Linked DNA regions of Homo sapiens: region 1 is linked to region 2. A link is a contact called in ENCODE Hi-C or POLR2A ChIA-PET data. All regions are on one chromosome and are shown on one strand. Each heading gives the region's core, a stretch centred on a gene start or an enhancer-like site at or near the end of the contact. The rest is flanking DNA. Distances are from core to core; before and after follow the strand shown. Region 1 overlaps TNS1 (tensin 1). Region 2 holds the start of DIRC3 (disrupted in renal carcinoma 3).

Evidence for each region. Hi-C counts contacts between places; a loop is a spot of excess contacts on that map. ChIA-PET counts read pairs that join two places held with the same protein, here RNA polymerase II (POLR2A). Pooled maps may share reads with other maps.
Region 1: a loop to region 2 is called in a pooled map, with 2.2 times the contacts of the local background. The contact joins the enhancer-like site here to the promoter of DIRC3 in region 2. A Hi-C loop is called at or near these places in 8 of 168 maps with a recorded cell type or tissue (CD14-positive monocyte, IMR-90, breast epithelium and 4 more), 1 of 37 single-sample maps with no recorded cell type and 3 of 50 pooled maps. POLR2A ChIA-PET finds 5 or more read pairs at or near these places in 2 of 52 experiments (MCF 10A and activated CD4-positive, alpha-beta T cell).

The regions. Positions count from the first base shown.
Region 1 is chr2:217,835,285-217,841,726 of GRCh38, forward strand. It overlaps TNS1 (tensin 1), which reads right to left. Exons shown (of 33, transcript NM_001387777.1): 20 at 731-927. Among named protein-coding and RNA genes, the nearest start is that of SNORA115, 4.8 kb to the left of the region's middle. Within about 2 kb of position 2,032, at least 21 of the 41 ENCODE cell types and tissues checked have a DNase peak (open chromatin) inside an H3K27ac peak, as active enhancers do; they include breast epithelium, dorsolateral prefrontal cortex, gastrocnemius medialis and 1 more, where a contact is called at or near this core.
Region 2 is chr2:217,786,100-217,792,904 of GRCh38, forward strand. It overlaps DIRC3 (disrupted in renal carcinoma 3), which reads right to left and starts at 4,344. Exons shown (of 13, transcript NR_186301.1): 1 at 3,985-4,344.

The DNA of each region.
Region 1 (6,442 bases), core at 782-3,281, 47 kb after region 2:
TGGCTCCTCACTGGTGCTCAGGGCAGGAGACAGGTCCTGCCACAGGCAGGAGAGAAAAGATATCCACAAGCCACTTCTATCCAGAATGACTCATTAGCCTGGCTTTTATAGGCCAGTACACTCGCTCCCTCAATGTGGCCCATGGACCACCTACATCTGAATCTTCCAGGGCACACATTTAAAATGCAGATTCCTGGGTCCCATCCAGATCTACTACCCTGAAATCTCTGGAGGTGGATTTGGGAAGCTACAGTTTTAACAAGCTCCCCATTGGTTGTTACTCATGATGAAGTTTGAGACTCACTGCCTCCAACTACTGAAATGTCTTAGAAATGCAAATCTTTTGGAATGAAAATTAAATCTCCTGAGAAAAACCTTATATCTGCAAAGGGCTCAAAAATAATTTTGCCACTCTCCAGGATCTAGTTTGGAGTTTTGAAATTGTGTTCACCTATATCATCCCCAGGATTCTTACCACCTTATTAAGGCACTCTCTCTAGGAATCAAAAAGGAAACTTCAATCTCAATATTAATGCAAGAAGTGGGAACATAGAGCTATTTAATGGGCCCCAGACTCCACATGTCAGAGAAGAGAGTTTGGGTGAGGACGTAGGGGGAGACAAATCACTGAGTATACTGATATCAGTGCCAAGTTGACCATCAGGTTTCTGGAGATTTAAAGTGGGCACCACTACCCTCCATAGCCCCAAGATACAGCTTAAGGACTCACCTCTTTGGGCCGCCCTCCAGGATTGAGAGCGATGGTAAGAGCCAGCTCCGGGGAGACACACTGGACAGGGGAGCGAACCCCAGGGCTACGAGGGGATGTGGCTTCTGGAGACTGGTTCTCATACTGTCCATCACTGGCCGCCCGCCTCCGCAGAGGGGCTGGGGGCTCTGCAGGCTGCTTCTCCCGAGCCTGTACCCCTGGGAGGAAAGCAGGGTGTAGAGGACAATGAGCATTTTTGTGTAAGAAATGATCAATCGGCCTAATCCCATCAGAGAAGGCAGTGCCTCCTAGCTCAGAGGCCATGCTGGGGCTCGCCTGTCATCCCCCATTGTCTTCCCCTCAGCCCTCCTGGGTCCAACTCTGTTCACACCCCAGGTTTTCTCTGCAGGAGAGGGGATCTGCTTAGATTGGCTCAGACTTCACCAGGAATCTCTCCACACAGAGCTGAGACCAAGAACACAAAGGACTGATACAAGAAACAGATGTCAACTACTTCCAACCCCTGGAGGCGGAGGGCCAGAGCTTCCAGACAAGGGAGGGGAGGTGGAGGGAAAAGACAGTCTCCAAGGCAACTGCATCAACCAACCAGCAACATCAAGCCTGTGGGGAAGAACTCTTGGAAAGGGCTAAATTGCATCATCTTGCAAATGGTGCTCCCAAGGAGAAACAAAGACATGACTAAGCCTTGTTACGAAGTCCCCAGCCCCAGTTGGCCTCTGGGATATTTTTGGCTTTCTCTGGGGTTCCCCAACTTCATCCGGTGTACCGCTGAACCTCTTACCAACTCCCCTTATACTGGCCTCTTAGCTCCCCGCCCCCTTTTCCCTGCCCCAAAGATAGCGGCGGATCCCACCATGTCCCTCCCAGCTGAAGAGCAGACAGAGAGAAGTCGTGTGCTCCATCTGCTTTTCTGTACTTCCCATCCCAATCCCATTCCACAGGCCTGGGGATGCTGTTAATCTCACCCTCCTTCCTTCCCACTCCCTCTTCCCACAGCTGGGCTGAGGCACGGAATCCATTGCCTCATTGAGCTGGCTCCCAGAATCCTAGAAAACTCACTTCCTGGGTCCCAGAGGCCAAGACCCAGCCTGAAGCGTGGGCTTCTGGTCTTGACTCTCTTCTGGGAAGAGATTCCCCGCCCTGCTTTCACCACCACTAGGACTTAACAAAGGCCTCAGGTCACATGGGTCAGCGTGTGTGCACACACACTGCACACACACTGCCAGCCCCTAGGAATGTGCCAGTACAGCCAAGCAGAAATCACCCTCATTCAGACAGAAACATCTTCTGCCATCCACAGTGAGGACTGCATGTCCCCAGCCACGCCCCCCAGCACCCCCAGTCTGGCACAGCCACAAAGGCTGCCATAAACAGCGCCACCTGGGAAGCCTTCCTACTTGTCATGAACAGCAGGCTGCCGGCTGCCAAGCCTACGGGCAGACACACACTTACACTCACATAGGCACAGCCACTCTGAGACACGCCCTCATACTCTCCCATAATCAGGGGCTCCCATAATCGGGGGTGGGGGGCGCATCAGGAGAGCAGCAGGACTGGCATTTGCACATTAAATGCAGAAGGTACCGAGTGGTGCCCTGAGTCTCCGCTTTGGGCTTTTTATTAATCAGGGGCAGCCCTGCTGCCATCTCAGCTAAGAAAATAGCGCCCAGGATGGGGACAGTAAACTAGACTCTGACCTCACTCTGCCACTTACAAACTGTTCCACTTAAAGCAAACAAGCCCCACACCTTGAAGAGCCCTTATTCGCAGAACAGAAAAATAGGAGTCCCATTAGACCCAGCCAGGGGCTGCCAGGAGCATCTACCTGAAGGAAAGAAGGGCGTGGTTTTGGGAAGGGTGGGCAGCTTGCTGCAACCCTGCAGCAACCCCAGGCTCCCAGGCCTTAGCTCCCCGGAGCCCCCATCCCACTCAGGTCTCCTGGGCAGCTTGGACCAACACTGCCACTGATTTCATTCCTGGCAAAAACATTAGAGAGAAACAGACATAGCCATTGATTTTCTAACAATAATTGTGACAGAAGAAGCCCATTTGGGAGACGCTCTTGGGGTTTGGAACTCAGTTCAGCCCCAAGGTTAAAATAAATGCATTAGGGCTGGTCTCAGTTCCGGGCTCCTCTGCCCCCAGCAGCTCTTTCTGGCAGATCCCTCTGCCTTTTCAAGGGGTGGCCAGTTTCCCTGCTTGGGGATCTGACGTTTGCCATTAAAAAATAGATCTGTTTGCATTTGAGGCACCGAATCTCCTGGACAAACAAAGAACATTCTGCCCAACCTTCCCAAAGCTTTCTCCATGTTCAGGGGCCACAGATGCCTGCAGCAGCTTGGGGTGCAGGGGGCACCTGACATCCGTAGAGAATGTGAGATCCTGGCATGAGGCAGTCAGCCATCTGAGGGTGAGCTGCACCTTCCCAATCCTCTCTCCATCACCACCAGAATGGCACGTGGGAGCATGTTCTGACCAGAGGCAGGGAAATGGAGGGAATGACCTCCAAAGAGCTAAGGAGCTGCAGGGCAGTGCCTCCCTCTGCGGAAGGGTAAGACCCTGCATTCCACTCCCACGGGGCCAGCCCCTCCCCTGCAGAGCACCAATGGCCCCATGGCACCAATGGCCAGTCAGGGCCACTCACATTCTTTGAACACAGTGTCCCACTGTTGTCCCCCTTGGCAAGCCCAGATCCGCCTGGAGTGCCTGGAGAGACATGTTCCCTCTCTCTTGTCTTGCTCTATGGGAGGGGAGACTGGCGTGGCAGAGGGGAGAGAAGAGAGCCCCATTGTTCCTTAGCCAAGCTAGGGTGTCTGGACACAAGCTGACAACCAGTGTCATGGAGAGAACACCCTCTCTCACGTCCCAGAGTCTGACTGATAATAAAAATAGGCCTGCTCTCCCCACCTCCCTCCCTCCCGCCACCACCCTCCACCCCAGGACTTTCTCAGTCTTTGGCCCCATTCTCTCTCTCAGGGCCTCTGTCTCCTACACCCACCTAGGCAGAGGCAGGTGCCTTGCACAGACACACATGTGCATGCTTGCATGTACATACACACACACACACACACAGCCTAACAGAAATGGCAGCAGGACACTGGGATGATGGGGGTACATAGTGGGGCCACTGGGTCACCCTCAGAACCTCTAGGGCCAGCCCCTACCCCAGCAGGAGGCCGTGTGGCCAGAGGAAGAAAGGAAGAGAAGCTCCCAGGAGGCTGAGAAGGCTGGGGTACCCTTATGACAACAAAGTATCTTTAGGACCCTAACACCCTATGTTCAAGGAGCCCTGGGCGTTCTCTAAGGGCTGCTTCATACACGGGCATCAGGCCTTCCCCACAGCCCTGCCAGGATGAGCAGTTATCCCAGCCCCAGGGTTCCACACAGGCCCCCAGACCTGAGGAGCAGGGCACCAGAGCAGCCCCCTTCCCAGGGAGGCGTCACTCTTCTGCCAGGACAGTGCTGTGCTGGACAACAGCTCACTCCAAGGCTCCCCTAGCATGAGCCAGACTGGAGGCAATTAATCCCCTTCATCTGACACACACACGCACACACACTCACACGCACACTCGCACACCCTGCAATTCTGGGAGCTGTAGCCCTGACACAGACCGATACATGTACTTTGGCAAAGCACTGCTGCCCACCACCCCTGGATCACGTGACGAGTACCCTGGTGTCAGGCTTCATGATGTGCCTCCTCTGCACCCCCCAGACTGGCCACTGCCACCCTCACAGACCCAGCTCTTCTTTCCAGTCTTCCGATTTCCAAAAGACTGGATTCCTCAGGTCCAGGTAGCAGGGCTGGGTGTCCGACAGCATGCCTGGGGCTCCAGAAGCGAGGGGATCCGGGAGGCCACCTGCTGGGCCAGGGTGCCAGAAAGCCACACGGCGATCACACTAGCAGCCCTAGGGCAAGCCATGCCAGCTCCCCTTGAGGCAGGCCCACCATCCCAGAACCTGCCCCTACCCAGGCCCAGCTGAACACTACACTCCCCACCACTGGGCTGAGAGAAGGGCAGAGGAAGAAGAAAGGAGGGAGGGGCGGTTGAAGGGAGCAGTCTGCTAGAGCCATCTCCTGATCATCCCTGGACTGGGAGAAGAAGGGACCATGGAGGCACCAGATAACTGACATTGGGAATCAACAGTTCCCATTTCCCCTAGGCCTTTTCCTGGAGCTGCTCAGGGGCATGGTGTAGGGCAGGCCTGAGCATGGCATCTTCCCTGACCCAGCCTCCAGTGTCAGAGGAGCAGGGGAAGGAAGAGGTGATTCCCTGGCCAGGGCTCAACGCCTAAGGGCCTGCGTGTCCCAGAGGCCAGGGGTAGATGTTAGTGGACGGCATCATTCTCAAATGAATTACTGTGACCCCAGTGAAGCATCCACAAGGTCCAGGGCATGTCAAACCACCGTGCAAAATACACAACAGGACAGGACTATCATCTGTCCACTTCTCAGACTGGGAAATTGAGCTCTAAACAGTTAAGAAACTTGCCCAAGGTCACAGAGGTGGTCTCAGGCAGGGCCAGGACCCCAACCCAGGGCTTCTGACTCTTGGCCATGGGATCAGAGATTAGGAGTGGGACCAGAGGGGGTACGCTGTCCCCAGGGTGTGCCATGCTCTAGAGTGGACAGAGCAGCAGGGGCTGGGGCACCACTCTGTGTTGTGTCTGGTGGCCCCATGCAAAGCTCAGCCTGGCTCCTGCCGAGACCTAGCCCTGCAGCCCAGGCAGTCTGGCCAGGGTGGCCGGAGTGCTGGACTGTCCAGAGCCCTCCTGAGCACCCTCATTGCAAAGGCCTGCATCTCCTCAGGGGACCCTGAATGTTAGTCTAGTTATTCCAGGCATTGTTCCCAGCAGGCAAGGCCAAGGCTAGCATGAGGCCCATGTTCATGCAGAAGTGAGCTCTGGCTCATGCAGACAGGAGGGAGAGAGGGCTGGAGAGAGGAGGGATGGAGAAGTAAGTGAGGAGACAGAAGAGAGGATAGTGAGAAATGGGGAAGGAGAAGGAGAAACAGATGGAAACCAGAGAACAACAGAAGAGGGAGAGGAAAAGACAGAGGAGAGAAGGAAGAAGGTGGGAAAGATTTGGAAGGAATAGCACATGAAGAAGGAGTGAAAAGAAACTGATGCTCAAAAGTGGGCCAAAGAGCTGGAAAGGGAGAAGGGGGAAGGAGAGCCACCCACCAGAGAGGGAGGAAGATTGGAGCCGGTGGAGAGGAGGGGGCGGGAAGCTGCCACTGTGTCCGATGCCCTGCAGCCTGGCGTTGTACGCTGCCCACCCCCCACCCCAGGGGAGCCAGCAGGGAGTGGGAGGCAGGAAGGAAGGGAGGATATGGGGCAAGGCAGGCACCCCACCAACAGCACAGGGAACAGATGGACATGGGAAACACAGAGAGTGCAGGGGACGGGGCATTAAACAGGACAAAACACAACAAAAACAAAGAGAAAATCAAGATTAGTTGGTGTTCTGACTCTGGTATCTGGGCACACACTGGAGGGAGGTGGGGAAGGTATCAGACAGGAAGAGAGGGGGATCCAAGGTCCTGCTTCTCCAAGAGGCAGATGGACCTCCTGCTGGCCAGCACCACAGCGTTTCCCTCTCTTCTAACCCCAGGGTGGAAGCAGAGGTGCCATCGTGGGACCAGGAGAATTCACGCATCCCTCACCTGCTCCCATAGGCAGCAGGCCTGTCCCTGGACCACCCATCTTTTC
Region 2 (6,805 bases), core at 3,094-5,593:
CTTGGGGGACTGTCCTAGACTCTCTGTCACTGGATCTTTGGACCAGCCAATACTATCAGTTGCCTCACCTGCTAAGGGCACAGTGAGACAGCTGGTCACCAGGATGTCACGGGCCCTGAGCCTCTTCTCTCTAAGGCCTGTCCTTGCTACCCCTCCTCTTGTCCCACTCTTCTCTGATCTCAATGACTTCTGCCATTGTGTACAAAATTGGTGGGTTCTTGGTACACTTGAAGCCGCAGACCCTAGCGGTGAGTGTTACACTTCTTAAACATGGTGTGTCCAGAGTTTGTTCCTTCTGATGTTCAGATGTGTCCTGAGTTTCTTCCAACTGGTGGGTTCGTGGTCTCACTGGCTTCAGAAGTGAAGCTGCAGACTTTTGCAGTGAGTGTTACAGTTCTTAAAGGCGGCGCATCTGGAGTTGTTCCTCCCTCCCGATGGGTTCATGGTCTCGCTGGCTTCAGGAGTGAAGCTGCAGACCTTCACAGTGGGTGTTACAGCTTATAAACGCGGTGCGGACTCAAAGAGTGAGCAGCAGCAAGATTTAGTGCAAAGAGCGAAAGAACAAAGCTTCCACAGTGTGGAAGCAGAGAGCGGGTTGCTGCTGCTGGCTAGGGCAGCCTGTTTTTATTCCCTTATCTGACCACCCCTCACCTACATCCTGCTGATTGGCCCATTTTACAGAGAGCTGATTGGTCCATTTTGACAGGGTGCTGATTGGTGCATTTACAATCCCTGAGCTAGACACAGAGTGCTGATTGGTGCATTTACAATCCTCTAGCTAGAAGTAAAAGTTCTCCAAGTCCCCACTAGATTAGCTAGACACAGCACTGATTGGTGCCTTTACAAACCTTGAGCTAGACACAGAGTGCTGATTGGTGTGTTTACAAACCTTGAGCTAGACAGAGTACTGATTGGTGTATTTATAATCCTTTAGCTAGACATAAAAGTTCTCCAAGTCCCCACCAGATAAGCTAGATACAGAGTGCTGATTGGTGCATCCACAAACCCTGAGCAAGGCACAGAGTGCTGATTGGTGCATATACAATCCTCCAGCTAGACATAAAAGTTCTCCAAGTCCCCACCTGACTCAGAAGCCCAGCTGGCTTCCCCTAGTGAATGCCGTGCCTGTGGGCAAAGCTGCCTGCCAGTCCCGTGCCCCACACCTGCACGCCTCAGTCCTTGGGCGGTCGATGGGACCGGGCACCACGGAGCAGGGGGCGGTGCCCGTCGGGGAGGCTTGGGCCCGGTGGGAGCGCAGGGAGGACGGGGGAGGCTCAGGCATGGTGGGCTGCAGGTCCCGAGCCCTGCCCCTCGGGGAGGCAGCTGAGACCCCGCGAGAATTGGAGCACAACACGGGCAGGCCAGCAGTGCTGGGGGACCCAGCGCACCCTCTGCAGCTGCTGGCCCAGGTGCTAAGCCCCCCACTGCCCAGGGCCAGCGGCACTGGCTGGTCGCTCCGAGTGCGGGCCCCCGCCCACCCAGAACTCACGCTGGCTCGCAAGCACAGCGCGCAGCCCTGGTTCCTGCCCGCGCCTCTCTCTCCACACCTCCCCACAAGCAGAGGGAGCCGGCTGCAGCCTTGGCCAGCCCAGAGTGGGGCTCCCACAGTGCAGGGGCAGGCTGAAGGGCTCCTCAAGCGCGGCCAGAGTGGGCGCCGAGGCCAAGGAGGTGCTGAGAGGGAGCGAGGGCTGCTAGCACGTTGTCACCTCTCACCATCTCAAGACCTGGACCCCAGCATGCTCCTACCCCCACACTATCTACACCATTCTGGATAAGCCCAAAGTCTTTGGAAGCAGATAGAGATGGATTTGAATCCTTATGCAGCACTTACTAACAGAGTTGTTACTTACCTTCTCCGAGCCTTGGTTTTCTAATCTGTGAAATGGGAGTGATCACGGCCACCATTTTGAGTTTTTTGTAAGTGACATCCTGTGCATCTCATGCAGGGCCCAACAGTATCATAGACAGCCAGTAAATGTTACTTGCCTCCCACCATGTCACATGAGCACTGTGCTCGGCATTCTATACACAGAATTGTGAATATCCACATAACTTTGTCAGCTAGTTATTACTGGCCCATTTTATAGACGAAGAAACTGAGGCAACAAGAGGTCAAATAATTTGTCCGGGATCACATAAGTGAGAAACTAGCAAAGCTGACACTTGGGCCCATATTGGATGGATGTGAAGGCAAATCCTGCTCTGCCTGGGCACTCTGCCCCCATGTTCTGCCTGCAGGTAAAAGAGAGTGTTTTACTGTCCTTGTTTTCTAATAGGCTTCTCAGTGCTTTGATCCTACCTCTGCAGAAGCACCCACTACCACTCCTTTTAGGGAAAAGAGGACTATTTACTTTTTAATTTTACTTTCAATCAGTCAGATTCAGTTCCACGTTCATAGAGACTTGGGGTAGTTCAGTGAAATCAGAGCCTGGGTGTCCTTGGAGAAAGGTTGATGTTCATGCTCACTCTTTTTGTGGGGGTCATTGACTCTGAAAAAGAGGGAAGTCTAATAACTGAGTCTGGGAAATAAAGATGCCTGCATTTCAGGTTCTCTGACCCAGATCCCGGAGGATGGGGAGCAGCTGTTTCCATCTCCGCAGGTGCTAGAACCTCTAGGAATGTAGTCACTTGGAAGGGGAGAAGCAAGAGTGAGTGGAATAGAACTTCCAGAGGTCAAATCACCCGAAAGGTCCAGTGGAGCTGAACACTGCACCGTCTGCCACAGGAGAGGCGCTCACCTGCCCTGCCAAGCAGCAGGCCGGCTGCAGGGGAATGGACAGGTTGGCCTTGCAGACTCAGCGAGCAAGCACTAGGGCATGGGCTATGCAGGGCTGTGAGAGGGCAGCCCAGAGACACCCAGGTCCCAAAGGCCCAAAGAACGGGACATGGGGGTTTTGAGAGGGGAAGGATCTTGCCTAGGCCCCGTTGTGTCCAGTGCCCCTTCTGCTGAGCCACACCCTGGAGCCCTGGAGCTCTCTGGCTCCTGCCACTGCTGACTGCCTGAGTGGTGGTCATTGAGAAATGATTGAGAAAATCTGGGCCAGGTCCAATCCGCCACGAGGGATGATTGATAATGGGAACAGAGACTGTGGGTCTCCGTCCTCACCGCTGTACTGAAGCTTTTAATAATCAGCCTGTCTCTAAGTACCTGAAGACTCTCGGCTTCCAGCTGTCTATTAATTGTGCCTCTCAGGCCCTTGGACAGTTGATTCAGCCTACTGCCCACTGTGACCGCTTCCAGGAAAGGCAATGAGTGGCTGCGGTTCCCAAGTTGGCCACTAGAGGGAGCCGTAGCCCGTGGCAGCTCTGCCTTAACTGGCGGGGGAGAAGAAAACCAAAGGGTCACAGAATCCCTGCCTGTATGGACATCCCAAAGTCCTCCCTTAGCTCTCCCCAGTCCAAGTTTAGGCCCCTCCTGTTTTCAGAAGTTCTTGAAAAGGGAGGTCCATCCTCCCCTGAGGACCACTGGCAGCAGCTCCTGCCGAAACCCTGCCTACAGGTGCCTCAGCGGGGTGGGGCCTTGGGGGAGGCTGCCTGGGAGACAGAAGGCAGATGAGATGGGAAACGGAGGGACAGAGAGGAGGGAAGGCAGAGGGCAAATGCAGACAGGATGGGCTGGAAGGGAGGAGGCGCTGAAAAGGGAGACGGGGGAGACTGGAAACAGGAGAGAGGAGACCCCAAGGGGGAAACCTCGAACTCAGCCTCCCCCACCTGCCCTTCCTGCCGGTCCCAAATACTCATCCAGAGGAGGGCCCGACTCCCTCCCTCCAGTGTCTGCTGTTGCTCCCGGCCTGCCCTGTTTACCTGGCCAGCCACGGTCTCCCAAACACCAATCCAGGATTTGGGGTTATTAGAGGCTGGGGAGGGTGAGATCCTGGAGCAGGAATCGGAGAAGAGGAAGCGCAGTGAGACGGCTGTAACCCAGCACCAGGCACACACAGAACGCTGACGCTGCCCTGAATTCCACCCAGCTGCGGCTCTCACCTGATCTCCACCTCTCTTATATCTGCTTGGGATAGAGTTCAGCTGTTTTTAGTCATCTGAAGGACTGTCATTCACAGAAGGCTTCTCCTTCCCCGGCTGACACCTGCTGATACTGCAGCAGGAATGATCCAGGTTAGGTATCAGAAGCTCCTTCCAAAAGGCTGCCCCAGGAGGGGGCTTCAGCTTTCTGGGACACATCTCCTTCCTTCCTGGCCTCTGTCCTCGCCATCCTGACGTCTACGCAGGAGAAACCTTGGCCAAAGTGACTAACGGAAGCAAAGAGTAAAGCCCAGGAAAACACGTCGATTGGGGTGGGTGGGGGTCAAGGTCTTCCGAGCTGTCTATACTTGCTGTGTCTCTACTTCCTATTCACTCATCAGTTCACCAACTCTACAAATCTCGTGAGACTTTCATGAGCCTGACGCTGTGCTAAGCCACTTCCTCAGCCTCCTGCCCCCTACTGATGCTGTCGCTCTTTTCCCAAAGAAAAGGACAAGGATGATTTCTTTGTGGCCAAATTCAGTGTCCTTCTTCTGGGGCTCACTAACTTTGATCCTAAGGTGGTGGCTGGACTGTTGACCAGCCATTCTTTCCTTCTAGAAAAGAAGAAAAGCTCCTTTCCCCATCAAAACACCACCCCTTCTAGGTCCTCCTCCTTCCTCTCTGAGACCTCTGTCTTCTTCACAGGACCTTCTCCTCCTCTCCTTCCCTTCTCCTTACACAGCAATGTTCCCCTGCTTCCACCCACGACTCTCCTCTGTCTACAGTACCTCTGTGTCAGGATGACTCACAGCCTGCAAAGGCACAGCAATATTCCTATGTCTCTATTTTCTACATCACACAACCCTCTCTGCAGCACTAGCAAGAAACTTTAGGTTGTATCTAACACTTGGAGCTTAGATAGCACCAAGGCCTGGAGACAGGCCCACCTGGTCATCCAGTCTGTTGTCCTCAGAGATGTCCACCGTCTAGTCTGGGTGGCCCTGTGAGTTAAGCTGCTCTTTCTGCAGTCTCTAGACTCCACACATGGAGCATAGAAAGCTCTGCCCTGCAGCCTCAGGCCTTGTCCTCTGTGCCCGAGATACAGGGGAATGGACAGATTGACCTTGCAGAGGAGTAAGCACGAGGACAGAGGCCATGCAGAGAGGCAGTCACCTCCCTGGAGATAATGTTGAGAACTCCATGCAGCCACCCACCCCAACCCCAGACCCTTTCTCATTCTCTTTCTCCAGTCCAAGGGGGGCATTTGAACTGACCCAACTTGAGTCACGAACTCATCCCTGGACCAGTCTGCAGTATGACTGGAGGAAGTGGTCAAGATATCTCAATACACTGACATGGCCCCTGGTACCCATCCCTACACATCCCCCCCTTCCCATGAAAGAGGGGGACTCAAGCTGTTCAGCTACCCCCTCCCCATATGGTATCTAATATAACTCTTAAATCTTTCCCTCCAGCACATGTTGGAGTATGAATCAGAAATTTCCAGTTGTTCCCAATACCCACTCTCCTCTCCTCCTTTACTAATAACTCCCCAGAAGTATGGCTGTACTCATGGCTGCAAGGTATAAAAATGGCATTTCCCAGCAGCTAGTTGAGGCCATGTGACAGTTCTGGCTATTGTGATCTGAGCAGAAACAATGTATATACTGTAAATGTACCACATCCTTAAAGAGAAGGGCACGCCCTCTCCTTCCTCTTTTCCTGCTTTTCACTGACTAGAATGCAGTTGTAATGGCAGGAGCTGGAGCAACCATAATGGACCACATATTGAGGATGGCAGGGCGATCAAATTGAAGGGCCCTGGGGTCCTGACTAATTTCATAGGGGAGAGCTATAATACAAGTAAGACAAAAACAAATGGCCACATTTAAGTGTTTGGTAATTCAAAGTCTTTGTTATAGAAGCTGCACTAATATTCTAACTGATACAGAGCTAAAGAGATCTTCAAGCCAGGTACAGTGGCTCACGCCTGTAATCTCAACACTTTGGGAGGCTGAGGCAGGAGGATCACTTGAGCTTGGGAGTTCAAGACCAGCCTGGGCAACCTAGCAAGACCTCATCTCTGCTACAAAAAAAAAAAAATTGAAAAAATTAGCTGGGCATCGTGACACACACCTGTAAGTCCCAGCTATTCAGGGGGCTGAGGTGGGACAATTTCTTGAGCCCAGGAGGACAAAGCTGCAGTGAGCTATGATTGCACCACTGCACTCCAGCCTGGGCAATGGAGCAAGACCCTGTCTCTATAAAAAACAAAAACAAGAGATCTTCAGTCCATTTCTATAGCACTTTCCAGCTATGAGATTTGGAGCAAACTACTTAATCCTTCTGAGCTTTCATTTTCTTAGCTGTCTGCCTATTTCCCACAATCATTTTATAAAATGAATGAAATAGCATTTAACAAAGCACCTAATATAACATTGACATATACTTGGGGTTCAGTTGATGTTGAAACTGACAGCCCAGTCATCTTTACAAAATACCAACCAGATCCCCTGCCCCCTTGATTCAGAATCTTCAAACATTCCCACTGCTCTAACTACAAACACCAAACCCTTCCTGTGGCCTGCAAAGCCCTGCCTAGCTTACCCAGCCTCTCTAGCCCAACCCTCCCCACCTCCCCCAACCCTCCCACCTCCCCAAACCCTCCCCACCTCCCCCTGGCTCCCTTTGCCCACACTGACCTTGCAGTCCCCTCACTCCCTCTACAAACATTGATCAAGGGTCTTCCACAGGCCAGACACTGTGCTGGGACTTCACACATACAGACCTGGAGCCTTGCTCTTGCAGACTTTACAGTCTAGTGAGGGAGAAAGAAAAA